Regions from separate parts of the Homo sapiens genome. Here region 1 is linked to region 2. Evidence: chromatin contacts called from ENCODE POLR2A ChIA-PET data. All regions are on one chromosome and are shown on one strand. The core of a region is the stretch at or near the end of the contact, and the rest is flanking DNA. Distances in the headings are between cores, read along the strand shown. Region 1 holds the start of ALG9 (ALG9 alpha-1,2-mannosyltransferase). Region 2 holds the start of PCF11 (PCF11 cleavage and polyadenylation factor subunit).

Evidence for each region. ChIA-PET counts read pairs that join two places held with the same protein, here RNA polymerase II (POLR2A).
Region 1: POLR2A ChIA-PET joins it to region 2 with 22 read pairs in naive thymus-derived CD4-positive, alpha-beta T cell. The contact joins the promoter of ALG9 here to the promoter of PCF11 in region 2. POLR2A ChIA-PET finds 5 or more read pairs at or near these places in 2 of 52 experiments (activated CD8-positive, alpha-beta memory T cell and naive thymus-derived CD4-positive, alpha-beta T cell).

What each region holds. Positions count from the first base shown.
Region 1 is chr11:111,867,838-111,874,335 of GRCh38, forward strand. It overlaps ALG9 (ALG9 alpha-1,2-mannosyltransferase), which reads right to left and starts at 3,744. Exons shown (of 15, transcript NM_024740.2): 1 at 3,515-3,744; 2 at 2,395-2,533; 3 at 765-899. The coding sequence starts at 3,645. It overlaps FDXACB1 (ferredoxin-fold anticodon binding domain containing 1), which reads right to left. Exons shown (of 5, transcript NM_138378.3): 5 at 6,219-6,498. RefSeq lists a silencer at 3,380-3,689.
Region 2 is chr11:83,152,654-83,158,654 of GRCh38, forward strand. It overlaps PCF11 (PCF11 cleavage and polyadenylation factor subunit), which reads left to right and starts at 4,478. Exons shown (of 16, transcript NM_001346413.3): 1 at 4,478-4,978. The coding sequence starts at 4,787. RefSeq lists silencers at 4,054-4,133, 5,584-5,643 and enhancers at 4,334-4,383, 4,448-5,237, 4,534-4,783.

The sequences.
Region 1 (6,498 bases), core at 2,494-4,993, about 29 Mb after region 2:
GATACTACTTCCCACTAACCCAGCAGGGAAAGAGCGTTAGTGGGAAGTCTCTACCTTGTTACCGCCAAGTGGAGGTAGAACTCGAGGTTCCCTACCAGGCCTCCACTGACCATTGAGAGAAAATAAATTGAAAACAGAGTCTCAAAGACCTGGGGGACTAATAACAAAAGATCTGACATTCACATCATCAAAGTTCCAGAAGAAGAGGAAACCGGACAGGGCTGAAAAAGTATTCAAAAAAATAAAAACTAAAACCTTTCCAAATTTGGCAAAAGGAATAAGCCCAAAGATTCAAGAAGCTGAATAAACTCCAAACAGGACAAACCCAAAGAAATCCACACCAAGACGCATCATAGTCAAATTTCTGAAAACTAATCAGGTTAGGTCCCAGTTAACATCTAATTATTTCTCAGCACTCTACTTAAATTAGACCCTCCTAATATGCTATTCCACCGTACATTGTACTTTTCCTCCATAAGACCCACCATATTTAGAATGATTTGTTCAATGTTCATCTTCTCCACTAAACCACAAGTTTCATTAAGTCAGGGGCTTGGTTACTGTTATAGCCACAGCACTTAATACAGTGTCTACCAAATAAAAGTTGTTTCATTAATGCTTGTTGAATGGTGAATTGGATAAATGATTCTTCTTCAAAAAAAGTTCCCTTTTAACTTCCAATTCATTTTGTCCTTTTCTCAAAACTATACCAGAGACTCACCTCTTGATCAATTGTGATTGCTTCCAGGTTGGTCTGCCCTTACCTTATTAGTTTGTAGAATTCTTGCATGAAATGCAGCTGGCCAGGCATGAAGCAACAGGTAAGCATAGGAGCGAATGGCATATGCTGGGGAATATTCCCAAGTCTGAAACCCTTCCCCATAGATGAGGTAGTGTGTCTAAAAATACAAAACAGATAGATTCAGGGTTATACTGGCCAAAAATCTCTGTTAAGCAGATGCAAGTGAAGTTTCTGAGCAGAAATATTAAAAACAAAGGCAAGCCAGGCACGATGCCTCACACCTATAATCCCAGCACTTTGGGAGGGCAAGGCAAGCAGGCTGCTTGAGCCCAGTAGTTAAAGACAAGCCTGGGCAACATAGCAAAACCCCATCTCTACCAAAAAAAAAAAAAAGTAGCATGGTATGGTGGTGCATGCCTGCAGTCCCAGCTACTTGGAAGGCTAAGCCAGGAGAATCACTTGAGCCTGGGAATTAGAGGTTGCAGTGAACCTAGATCATGCCACTGCACTCCAGCCTGGGCGATCTGCAATTGATGGATAAAAAAGGAATCAAAATGATACAATATTTAAAATATTAAGACATTATAAATTTTACAAGATTGCTGTTTGGTCAACACTGAAAGCTTAAATTTTACCTTCTACTTATTTTTTCTCAATACTTGTTAGCCAAAACAGAAAACCTCTAAATTTTATATTCTCCTTAAACAACCTACACTTAACAGTCTTCCTTCATTTTTTTAATTCAAAATGTGATCAGAAAATTTTACCTTTGAATTTTCTATAATAAAAGTCAACAGGTAATGTGTAAATCAATAAATAGCAATAAAAGTATACTATTTAGTAACACTATTTTGGTAACCGTCAGAAGAAATAACTTAAAAAGTGAAAAAAAGTGGTTGCTTCTGGAAAGTAGGATTTGGACACGAGAAGTGGAATAGAAAGCTACTGTTTTTCCTTTAGGTATTTTAGTAGTTGTTAACTTTAAAAACTATCTCCAGGTATTATTTTCATTTAAAAAAAAAAAGAAAATTACAAATTACACCTTTGTGTAAACCAGCTAAATTCCCTACAGCCTTCAATAGCAGGTAAATCATCCGCTTAGAATACAAAAGTGAAAACATGTTACTGGCCAGGCCCAGTGGCTCACGCCTGTAATCCCAACACTTTGGAAGGCGAGGTGAGAGGATCGCTTGAGCCTAGGAGTTAAATACCAGCCTCGGTGACATAATGAGCCCCCATCTCTGTTTTTTGAGACAGAGTCTCGCTCTGTTGCCCAGGCTGGAGTGCAATGGTGTGATCTCGGCTCACTGTAAACTCTGCCTCCCATGATCAAGCATTTCTCCTGCCTCAGCCTCCCGAGTAGCTGGGACTACAGGCGCCCACCACCATGCCCGGCTAATTTTTGTATTTTTAGTAGAGTCGGGGTTTCACCATGTTGGTCAGGCTGGTCTCGAATTTCTGACCTCAGGCAATTCACCGGCCTCAGCCTCCCAAAGTGCTGGGATTATAGGCCTGTTTTTTTGTTTTTTTTTTTAAGAAAATACAGTTATTTTACTAGGAGTCACACTTGTATATTATTTGTCTCTCGATTGGTAATAACACCTATGCTGCAAAATCAAGAACAAAAAGAGAAAACTAAAGAAATCACCTACTGGCTCCCAGTAGTTGAATGTTTCATCACAGTCAGAGATGTTGCTCAGGAGAGCAGCACATAACCTTGCTGAAAGCAGACACTTGAAAGCAGTAGATCCTTCAGGTGCCCAGACTTGTCCTGCTTTGTTCCCAGATAACCTGTTCAAAAGCAAAAAAAAAAAAAAAAAAAAAAGCATGTCAGGAAGGACCTGCTAATCAGAAGACCTAAATCTAGATAGAAAGGACAAAAAGGGCAAGGGACATCAAAGCACTTAAGTTATTCACCTAAAAAGGTGAATAGCTAGTTGTTTTTTCTCAGTAAAATTAATAAAAATTCAGATTTTTAAGAAAAAATTTTTATGAGATAGGGTCTTGCTATGTTGCCCAGGCTGGACTTAAACTCCTAGGCTCAAGTAATCCTCCTGCCTCAGCCTTCTGAAGAATTGACTTTAATCACTCAATCACTCCTTCCACTTCCTGCTTTTAAGGCATAAATTAACTCATACACTTTAGCTCAATGCATTTATGTCACTCCATTTATCCCAAGCCAACTAATCACTCACTTGAAGGCCACAAAGCTGTCATTCTCCTTTTCTTTCTTTTCTTAACAAGGTCATTGCTTTTGATGGCTTTATTCATTCCCCCTTATGTTCAGATAGAAGCCTAGGTGCAAGGTACATAGCCTACTCCAATTCCATATGTTGACAGCTCCCTTAATGCAGTTCTAACCTGCAGCCTCCAGGGTTTGGGAAGAGGTGATGGCGGGTTGGATGGGCCCAGTAAAGGGTCGGGACTTGAGGGAGAATAAAAGGAGCTGTGAGGAACAGCCGTAAAAGGTATACTCTTTGATCCTGTCTACATCTCCCACAGAGGCTGTGCCCACTCTAGGCCTGGCCCAGGAGCATCACAGATCCGCACTCCAAGGCAGTTTTACAGCGCAGTGGAGGGATCTAAGGTGGGCGAAGACTGAATGCTGACCCGCCCAGGAAGACCAATAGGACCTAGCTGAAGAGGGAGCTCGGGCCTCCCGCGGTGAGGCCAGGCCGGACTGAGCCCCGCGCGCCACAGCTAAGACCCTCCCGGGGGCAGCCCCGAACCGCCCCGCCGGCCGGCCACGCCCCTGCCGCGCCGCACACGTACTCGGTCCGGTGCTCCGCGCCGCCCGCCTCTCGGCTGCCCAGCAGCTCCCGCAGCTTGTCCGCAGCCGGGGCCGTATCCCCACTGCTGGCCCCGCTGCCCTTCAGGCGCTGCCGAGCCCCTCGACTAGCCATGGCAAGCCTGGGGAAAAAAGAATTCGGCACCCTATGAAGTCGGTGAGCGCGCAGACATAGCTTTGGCTGGCAAACGGTGTCCGCCGAGGGACAAAAGACCTTGACATGCGCAGAAAATACTAAATTATAGCGTTACTGGGCCAATTGGGGCAGATCCCCGAGTAGCGAAGAAATAGAACCTGAGGAGTTTCTTCATCAGGGCTGTCCCATCCACCTGCTTCTAACTCTAGCCATTCCTACCTCCCTCCAACCCTCTTTTCCGTCACTTTTCAGCATTCTCCATTCTCAAAAAAAAAAAAAACCACCTCTCAGCTCCCCTATTTAAATGAAAAAACAAATAGAAAGTGATTAAAGAAATCTACATAGTGAGATGTGAAGTATTCAGTTAAATATCACAGCACAGCTATCTACTAAAAGGTCCTTAAAATGTCATTTTTAACACCTTGCCTTCTCTGTATTTTGGTAAGAGTGACAGAGGCAGCCTGTAGCTAAAAACTGCTTCAGAGAGACAAACCGGTAATGGCAGAGTGTAGACTGATGAAATTCTGTGCGGCAAATTGAACCAGATGTCCATCACTGTCATCGCTACTACGGCATTGTGGTAGGCATTTTACATATTTTATCCTTTTTAAACTTAATACAACAACCTTGTTTTATTTACCAGGAAACTAAATAAACTTGGAGCTAGTAAATGGTGGAGCTATGTTCCAGCCCAGGACTATCTTACCGGAAAGCCCATGCTCTCTCTTCCCACCAGATCTGGTGAAAGGTCTTCATTTCCTACAATCATTTTTATACTGGCACATTGATGATATCATACCTGTGACCCCCATATCTTGGGGGTCATTCATCTAATCCTGACACTCTATCCACTCCTCTAATCACAGAGCTATATCCTACCCTGTCGAGCTCCATGCCAGTAACTGGGACAAGTTTATAGAGGGAATGCTAATCTCTTGACAAGGTCTCAGAAGGTTGTGATTTCCTACTAAAAATTCCCAAGTATTGAAAATGGAGATTGATCATATTGCTCAATTCTCACATGCAGTCATTAGTTACCAAGTTCAAATATCCAGCTTAACTCTTTTTTTCTTTTCTTTTTCTTCTTTTTTTTTTTTTTTTTTTGAGACAAGAGTCTTCCTTGCTCACCCAGGCTAGAGTGCAGTGGCACAATCTCAGCTTACTGCAACCTCTGCCCCCTAGGTTCAAGAGATTGTCTTGCCTCAGCCTCCCTAGTAGCAGGGACTATTGCCACCACACTGGCTAATTTTTGTATTTTTAGTAGAGATTAGGTTTCGTCATGTTGGCCAGGCTGGTCTGGAACTCCTGGCCTCAAGTGATCCACTTACCTCAGCCTCCCAGAATGCTGGGATTATAGGCGTGAGCCACTACACCCAGCCTAACTGTATCTCATATACCCATCTCCTCCTTTTCATTTAAGTCTAATGCAGGTCCCTCCCTGTCTACGTAGGACTAACACAATAGCATCTCCACAGGGATCACTCATCTCAAATTCATCCTGTGCAACATTAACCAGTTAATTTTCCAAAGCACTACTCTGGGGCACTTCCTTAATAAAAAACCACCGGATGTTTTCCTATTGCCTACCAAATAAAGTACAAACTCCTTATTCTAGCATTTGGTATTCATGAACTCCAGCCCCAACTTACCGTTCCAATCTTATCTCCCACTACTTTCCTATGCACACTTTACATCCCAGCTAACTAGCCTAGAAAGTGCCCCCAAATGCTCCCTTATCTATATCTCTGTTTATGGATGTCCTCTGCCCAAAATGCACACCCTACTTGCCTAACAATTCTCCCTTCACATTCCTGCCCTTGTTTTAAGATCCAGCTTTCAAACGCTACCTTATACATGTACCAAGCACTACTGAGGATAGAAGAAAGGGATAAATCACATTACCTGCCATCAGTTAGCAAAATAGTCAATGTGGAGAGCTCAGCAATAGATGTGTCTGTAAGAGATCCCTTGATTCTTTATCCCACTCCCCAAACTTACTCGTATGGCAGTGTTTCCATCCAAGTTAATGACACTTCCAATCTTCTAGGTATTCAGGTCAAAAACCTAGTAGTCTTGCTTAATTCCTTTATTTCTCTAACCCCACACCTCTCTCACCCACACACAAATGTTTAATTCATCAGCAAGTCCTTCCAAATATTATCCAACCCAACATTTTACCACCTTGGTCCAGGTCATTATCTCATTTGCATTACTGCAATAACCTCCTAATTTGTCTCTGTACTTCCATTCTTGCCTTCCCAAGTGCTTTTCTCTAAGAATAAATAAGACAGTCATGTCTCTCACAGAATATAATCCCAAATGTGGAGCCTAACTATTAACAGGAGCATACATTACTTCACATTAGAGTACCGCATTCTGCAGAATCCTAAGCTAATTTTCCAGTGTCCCTTAGAGATACTTACAACAGAAGGCCCCAAAATCCAGAGAGGCAAAGTTTAATCACAGTTGAACGATTACTGTTAAAGACTAGGGAAGAAGTAACAGAAAGTAGCAGAAAGAACATGGGCTTTAGAGTCAAACAGACCCAAATGTTAACCCTAAATCTGACACTTTATTCGTTCCATGACTTTCAACCACAGAATTAAAATGGTGATGATTATAATAATAATACCAAAATTAATGTGGAATATTTGCAATTTCCCAAGCTAATAAATGTTAGTCTGATGCCAAAAACTACTCTCATAAGGTGATTTAATGAAATGATACAACAAAGTTAAGGGAAGAGTAATTGACAGTGTGGAAAACATATTTATATTTGATGAGACACTTAAGTTCTACTGCCTGTTCAACAATAGAGCATCTAAAGTACAA
Region 2 (6,001 bases), core at 3,228-5,727:
TTTAAAAACAAATGCTTTGAATTATACAGCATCTCGACTGTTCTTTAAAGGAAGTCCATGCACATGAAAGGATGAATGTGACACCTTGAGTTTAAAATGCAAGTTAGGACGGGCACTGTGGCTCATTCCTGTAATCCCAGTGTTTTGGGAGGCTGAGGCAGATGGATCACCTGAGGTCAGGAGTTCTTTGAGACCAACATGGCCAACATGGTGAAACCCATTCCCTATTAAAAATACAAAAATTAGCTGGGAATGATGGTGGGCACCTGTAATCCCTGCTACTCAGGAGGCTGAGGCAGGAGAATTGCTTGAACCCAGAAGGCGGAGGTTGCAGTGAGTCGAAATTGTGCCACTGCACTCCAGCCTGGGTGACAGAGCAAGACTCCATCTCAAAAAAAATAAATAAATAAAATATAAATAAATAAATAAATAAATGCAAGTAATTAATATTAAATAGATATATATGCACATGTGTATTATATTTTTGTAAAAATAAAACATAGATTTACACTTCCCAGTCAGAAAGGTGGTGAAATTAAAGAAACAAAAAAAAAGCTTTACATATTGTGTTTATGTGTACGTTCATTGAAAAAGGCATGGAAAGATAGATATTAAACTGTGAGCAGTGGTTACCTTATGGCCAAGGGCAGAGAGATGGAATTTTCATTTTTTCTTTGTGTACTTGTATTTGAATTCTTTAAAATAAGCATGCATTACTTTTGTGGTTATAAAACATGTAAATAATAATGTTGCAGGGAGCAGTGGCTCACTCCTGTAATCCCAACACTTTGGGAGGCCAAAGTGGGAGGATTGCTTCAGCCCAGGAGTTCAAGACCAGCCTGGAAAACATGCCGAAACCCCATCTTCTATCAGAAATACAAAAAACTAGCCGGGTGTAGTGGTGCAGGCCTGTGGTCCCAGCTACTCAGGAGGCTGAGGTAGGAGGATCCCTTGAGCTCTGGAGGCAGAGGTTGCGGTGACCTGAGGTCGCACCACTGCACTCTCCAGCCTGGGTGACAGAGTGAGACCCTGTCTCCAAAAATAAAAAAAGTTTATATAAGTAAACTACATATTTCTAGCAAGAATAAATAAATGTATATGCATATATAACAGGTAAATATTATTGCTGCATATTATCTACATACACTGGGTTTACATATAAAAGGGGGAAATTCTACCTGCTGACAGTGCTCGATAACTATTTGATTTTAAAGGGATTGGCTTTCAATTTTCATTTCCTTTTTTTTTTTTTTGAGACGCAGTCTGGCTCTGTCGCCCAGGCTGGAGGGCAGTAGCATGATCTCAGCTCAGTGCAACCTCTGGGGCCCAAGTGATCCTCCCACCTCAGCCTCCCACAGTGCTGGGATTACAAGCGTGAGCCACAGCGCCCAGTCTATAAATTTTAAAGGAGTAGCTGGGATTACAGGCATACACCACCACACCCAGCTAATTTTTTGTATTTATGGTAGAAGACGGGGTTTTGCCATGTTGGCCAGGCTGGTCTTGAACTCCTGAGCTCAAGCAATCTGCCCTCCTGGGCCTCCCAAAGTGCTGGGATTACAGGCATGAGCCATGGCACCTGGCCTATGTCCTTTCTACTTTTGTGTTTAGTGTCCACATTTCTGTCTTTCTAATGATATAAAAAATTTACATGAGAAGAGTTATTGATTAGATACAACAGAGGTTTCTAAAATTTAAATTAAATTAAAAATTTAATTAATTTATTTTTTGATAATTATTACCACTCCCAGGCTGAGAGATTTTTTTAAAGGAGGAATTAACTCCTCTTGTAAATACTCTGTGAACCAAGGGAAGGGTATAGCTATTTTCCTCAAAAACAATGGAAATGCTTCATATTCTGCAGAAACACAATAATTAGTGGATTTGATTATTGAAAATAGTCCTGGGATACCACTGGTTCCTGGACAAATGTAGTACTTTTTCACATTACTACATGAGGTTATGATTGAGGTATACATTTCATGAAGGTATGGCCAAGGGGCTATCTTGTTCACCACTGCACCTAGCATAGAGATAGGAAATAACCGGGGCTTAATGTTGGTGGAAAGTAAATTCGTTGCATATTCTGATGAAAGAACTGGTAGTGAAAATCCATGAGAGAAGTTTTGTGCACTTATTTGTATTTAAAATTCCAGTTATCTAGTTTGTGCCCTGTCCTGAGTATTTAAAGAAAAAATGTGCTTGTTACAGTACAGCACATGATTTGAATAAGATTGCTAGTCTCTTGAGTTTTCCATGTCATTTGTGGGGACATAAGTTTGTTGATTTATGTGCTAAGATATATTAATTGTTTACTCTGTATATAGTCTGTGAGGGATACAATAAAAGCCAAATCAGAGCTTTGGAGCCTTTTTTTTTTTTTTTTTAGAAGTTCACTTTGCTGTTAAAAGAAAGTTAAAAACTGTAAAAGGCAGACATTTCTATAATGAAATTCACCTTTAAAATGAAAAGAAAATGAACAGAGGACTATTTCACCCTGGTCATTTCCCTCCAGAAAATAAAACCTTTGGACGTTATTAGTTGAAACTTTCTAGTATATCTAAATAGCACCACTAACAATAGTGTGAAATTATTGAGATTATAAATACTTATTTAACAATACTTCTTAGCTTCAAATGAGGGAAGACCAGTTTTCCTCCCCAGGTTTTACTTTTCATTCATGTGTGATATCATGCTAAGAAAAAAATGGAAAATACATGTCAAAACTTAACCTTTGCAGCACACTTTATGCAGTTCATTATGTTTCAATTAGACAACAATAAAGATGCTAAAAAACTCAAAGAAACAAAAAGAAGAAATGAAAATGTTACTTTATATGGGACAAGTAAAGAGTAGTTTGTTTGTTTGTTTGTTTTTTGAGAGAGAGTTTCACTCTGTCGCCCAGGCTGGAGTGCGGTGTTGCGATCTCGGCTCACTGCAACCTCTGCCTCCCGAGTTCAAGTGATCCTGCCTTAGCCTCCCAAGTAGCTGGAATTACAGGCGGCCGCCACCATGCCCGGCTAAGTTTATTTTTTAAGAGCAATTTCTTCTGGGGAGCAACAAATTATCTCTCAAATGCCTAGTAGCCTACGGAAGGCAATGGAAAAGCAATTTTAGGTAATTGACACTTTTTTTTTTTTGAGACAGACTCTCGCTGTCACCAGCCTGGAGTACAGTGGCGTGATCTCGGCTCACTGCAACCTCCACCTCCCGGGTTCAAGCGGTTCTCCTGCCTCTGCCTCCCGAGTAGCTGGGACTACTATAGGCGCACGCCACCACGCCCAGCTAATTTTTGTATTTTTAGTAGAGACGGGGTTTCACCATGTTGGCCAGGGTGGTCTCGATCTCTTGATCTCGTGATCCGCCCGCCTCGGCCTCCCAAAGTGCTGGGATTACAGGCGTGAGCCACCGCGCCCAGCCCGTAATTGACACATTTTAAAAGCTTATATTTAGGTCAATATCGCTACTCAATGAAAAAATTACGTTTGGTTTGTGTTATGTCGCAGCTCCACGGTGAACTATTTGAAAGCTTTGTGTGTTTTACGAGCATCATTTCCAACCTGGGAAGACAGCCCCACAAGTTTAAAACAAAAGTGCATGCGCGTGTGTGTTTTCCTACGTGCCCCAAATAGTGTATGCTAAGGAGGTTCTGAAATGCAGATTCACAGTGGAGATATTACGGTCCAGCTGGGTGTGGCTGTTGTGAAAAACTCTTCCTAGAGCTCATAGTGGGCTCCTTAAAGAGCTCCTCCAAACCCCCAAGGAAAAAGCCTTTCACACTTAATCTCTAAATAAAAGGCATTTTCCTGGGGATTCAAGTCAGGCAAGCTCGCCTAGGTATTTTTGTGGGTGTGGGAAGCGGCGTGCTGGAAGAAACTCTCCAGCAGTGCTTTCCGAAGTTCCGGGTAAATTGGGCACCTCCCTCCCACTTCCCAGTTCCCAGAGGGGCAGCTGGACCCGCCCTGGCTCTCCAGAGCACCTGAGACGCTAAGGGAGAGGGGGTGCGGCGGCAGAAAGCCTCCGCTCCCTCCAACCCCCGCTCCCTCCAACCCCCACCGTCGGTAGCAGCTACGGGGCAGGCGGGAGGAAAGATGATTGACAGGCCCGCTCAGTGGCTGGGAAGCTAGAGGGAGGGACGAAGAGGGGACGGCTGAGTCTTCTTCTCAAAGTGGTTGGGTTGGGCCGCGGGAACTGCCTTCCCAGGCCTATTGGCTTCCCTGAATGGGTTGTTATGGTAACAAATGACCGAACAGTCCCTTATGAATCGGCCAATGAGAAGGGCCGTCTTTTCCAGTGCGCCTCCGAGCAGTAGATGTTGCGAAAGTCCGGGTAGAGGCCGGAGAAGAAGGCGGTGCCAGGGCGTCCTGCGGAAGGGCCGGGGGCGGGGCTCGTGACGTTGCCGGGACAGCCAATCACGCCTGGTTTTATCAGTGGCCCCGCCCTTTTACCGCACATTTCCCCTCCCCTAGTTCATTTCGCACGACGCAGCGGTTGGGAACACAGACATTTTCGGAGCTGGAGCCGCCACTGCCGCCGCCATTTTGTGTCTGTGGAGAAAGAAGCTTCTGTGGCGGCTGGAAGTGGACGGAGATCACCCGCGAGACGGCGGCGTTTCATACCCGAGGTTCCCCCTGTGTCGTCCCCCATCCCCCCTCCGCGGTCAGCATGTGGTGAAGCCGGAGCCGCGAGAGAGCCGGGGAGAGGAAGAGGAGTCGGAAGGGAGGCGGGGTATCCAGAGCGGCTTCAGCTTCAGCTGCAGCGGACCTCGGAGGGGGGCCGCGGCGCAATGTCAGAGCAGACGCCGGCCGAGGCCGGTGCTGCGGGGGCCCGGGAGGACGCCTGTCGGGATTATCAGTCATCGCTCGAAGACCTGACCTTCAATAGCAAGCCGCACATCAATATGCTGACCATTCTAGCCGAGGAGAACCTGCCCTTCGCCAAGGAGATCGTCTCTCTCATCGAGGCCCAAACCGCCAAGGTTTTTATACACCCCGCAGCCTCCTATTACTTCTAATACTCCCTGATTTTAGTGTCAGCCTCATCCCAGGTCTCGCTTCCATCCCAAGGGGGACAGTGTTCCTTCTCTCCAACCCCCCCACCCCCCTCCAACTCAGGCTCGGTCTTTGGCCCAGGCTTCGAGCATGGGCCTCTGGGGGGGAGGGAGTGGGGAGGATAAAGGGTGGAGTCCCACTTCCGCTTTCCAACTCCCTTTTTAGGCCACCGCATTGTATATCCCGACACACACACGCTTTGAATAGAGCCCTTTGGGGTGGGGGAGACTTAAAGGCAGTTTGTGGTTTGGGGAAGTAAGAGTTAACATAAGCCATTTTAATTCCCTGGGAAGTGGGAGAGTGGGTCTCCCATTTTCCCCAAGCACCCTTTTTGGTAATTGTGTTCTGTGGGTTGGAAGGAGGTGAAGGGGGACCTGGGAGCGAGCTGTTGGTGGGTGGGAATAGGGATTTGGCCCCGAGTGGAGCAGCCGCCTGTTAGGAGCCCAACATGGCGCCTGAAAAGCACATGATGCGAAAGGGAAGAGAGGAGAATCCATTCCCTGCCAGCCAGGCAGCTGCTCACTCCCGTCAGCCCCATTTTGGGGTGGGGGCGGCTAGATAAAACTTTTATTCTCCTATTGGAGGGTCTAATTTGTCCCAAAATAGGGGCAAGTGGGGTTGAGGGTGGGGTTTGGGTGGGGGGAGGAGATCTTATCCAACCTGTAGGTGGAGAACTGGCCCAGAGGGTAACAAGTACTTGCAGTTTCTCTGAAAAGTTCAGTCCCTCCTCCTCTTCCTTTTCTCTTTTTCTCCCTTCCCTGATAGCGAAGGAGTGTTTTTCTTTACCCCTTGACAGAAGTGGTCCTCTGCCACCTTATATTTCCCTGTAGTCCTCCTCTTCTGTGGATTCATATGGGAGCGATATGTCATTTAAGTAAAGTTACTGTTCAACTTAGTTACAATGAGTTTTAATAGCGTCCCAGTGCTACATTTTATTTTTCAAGCTTGTA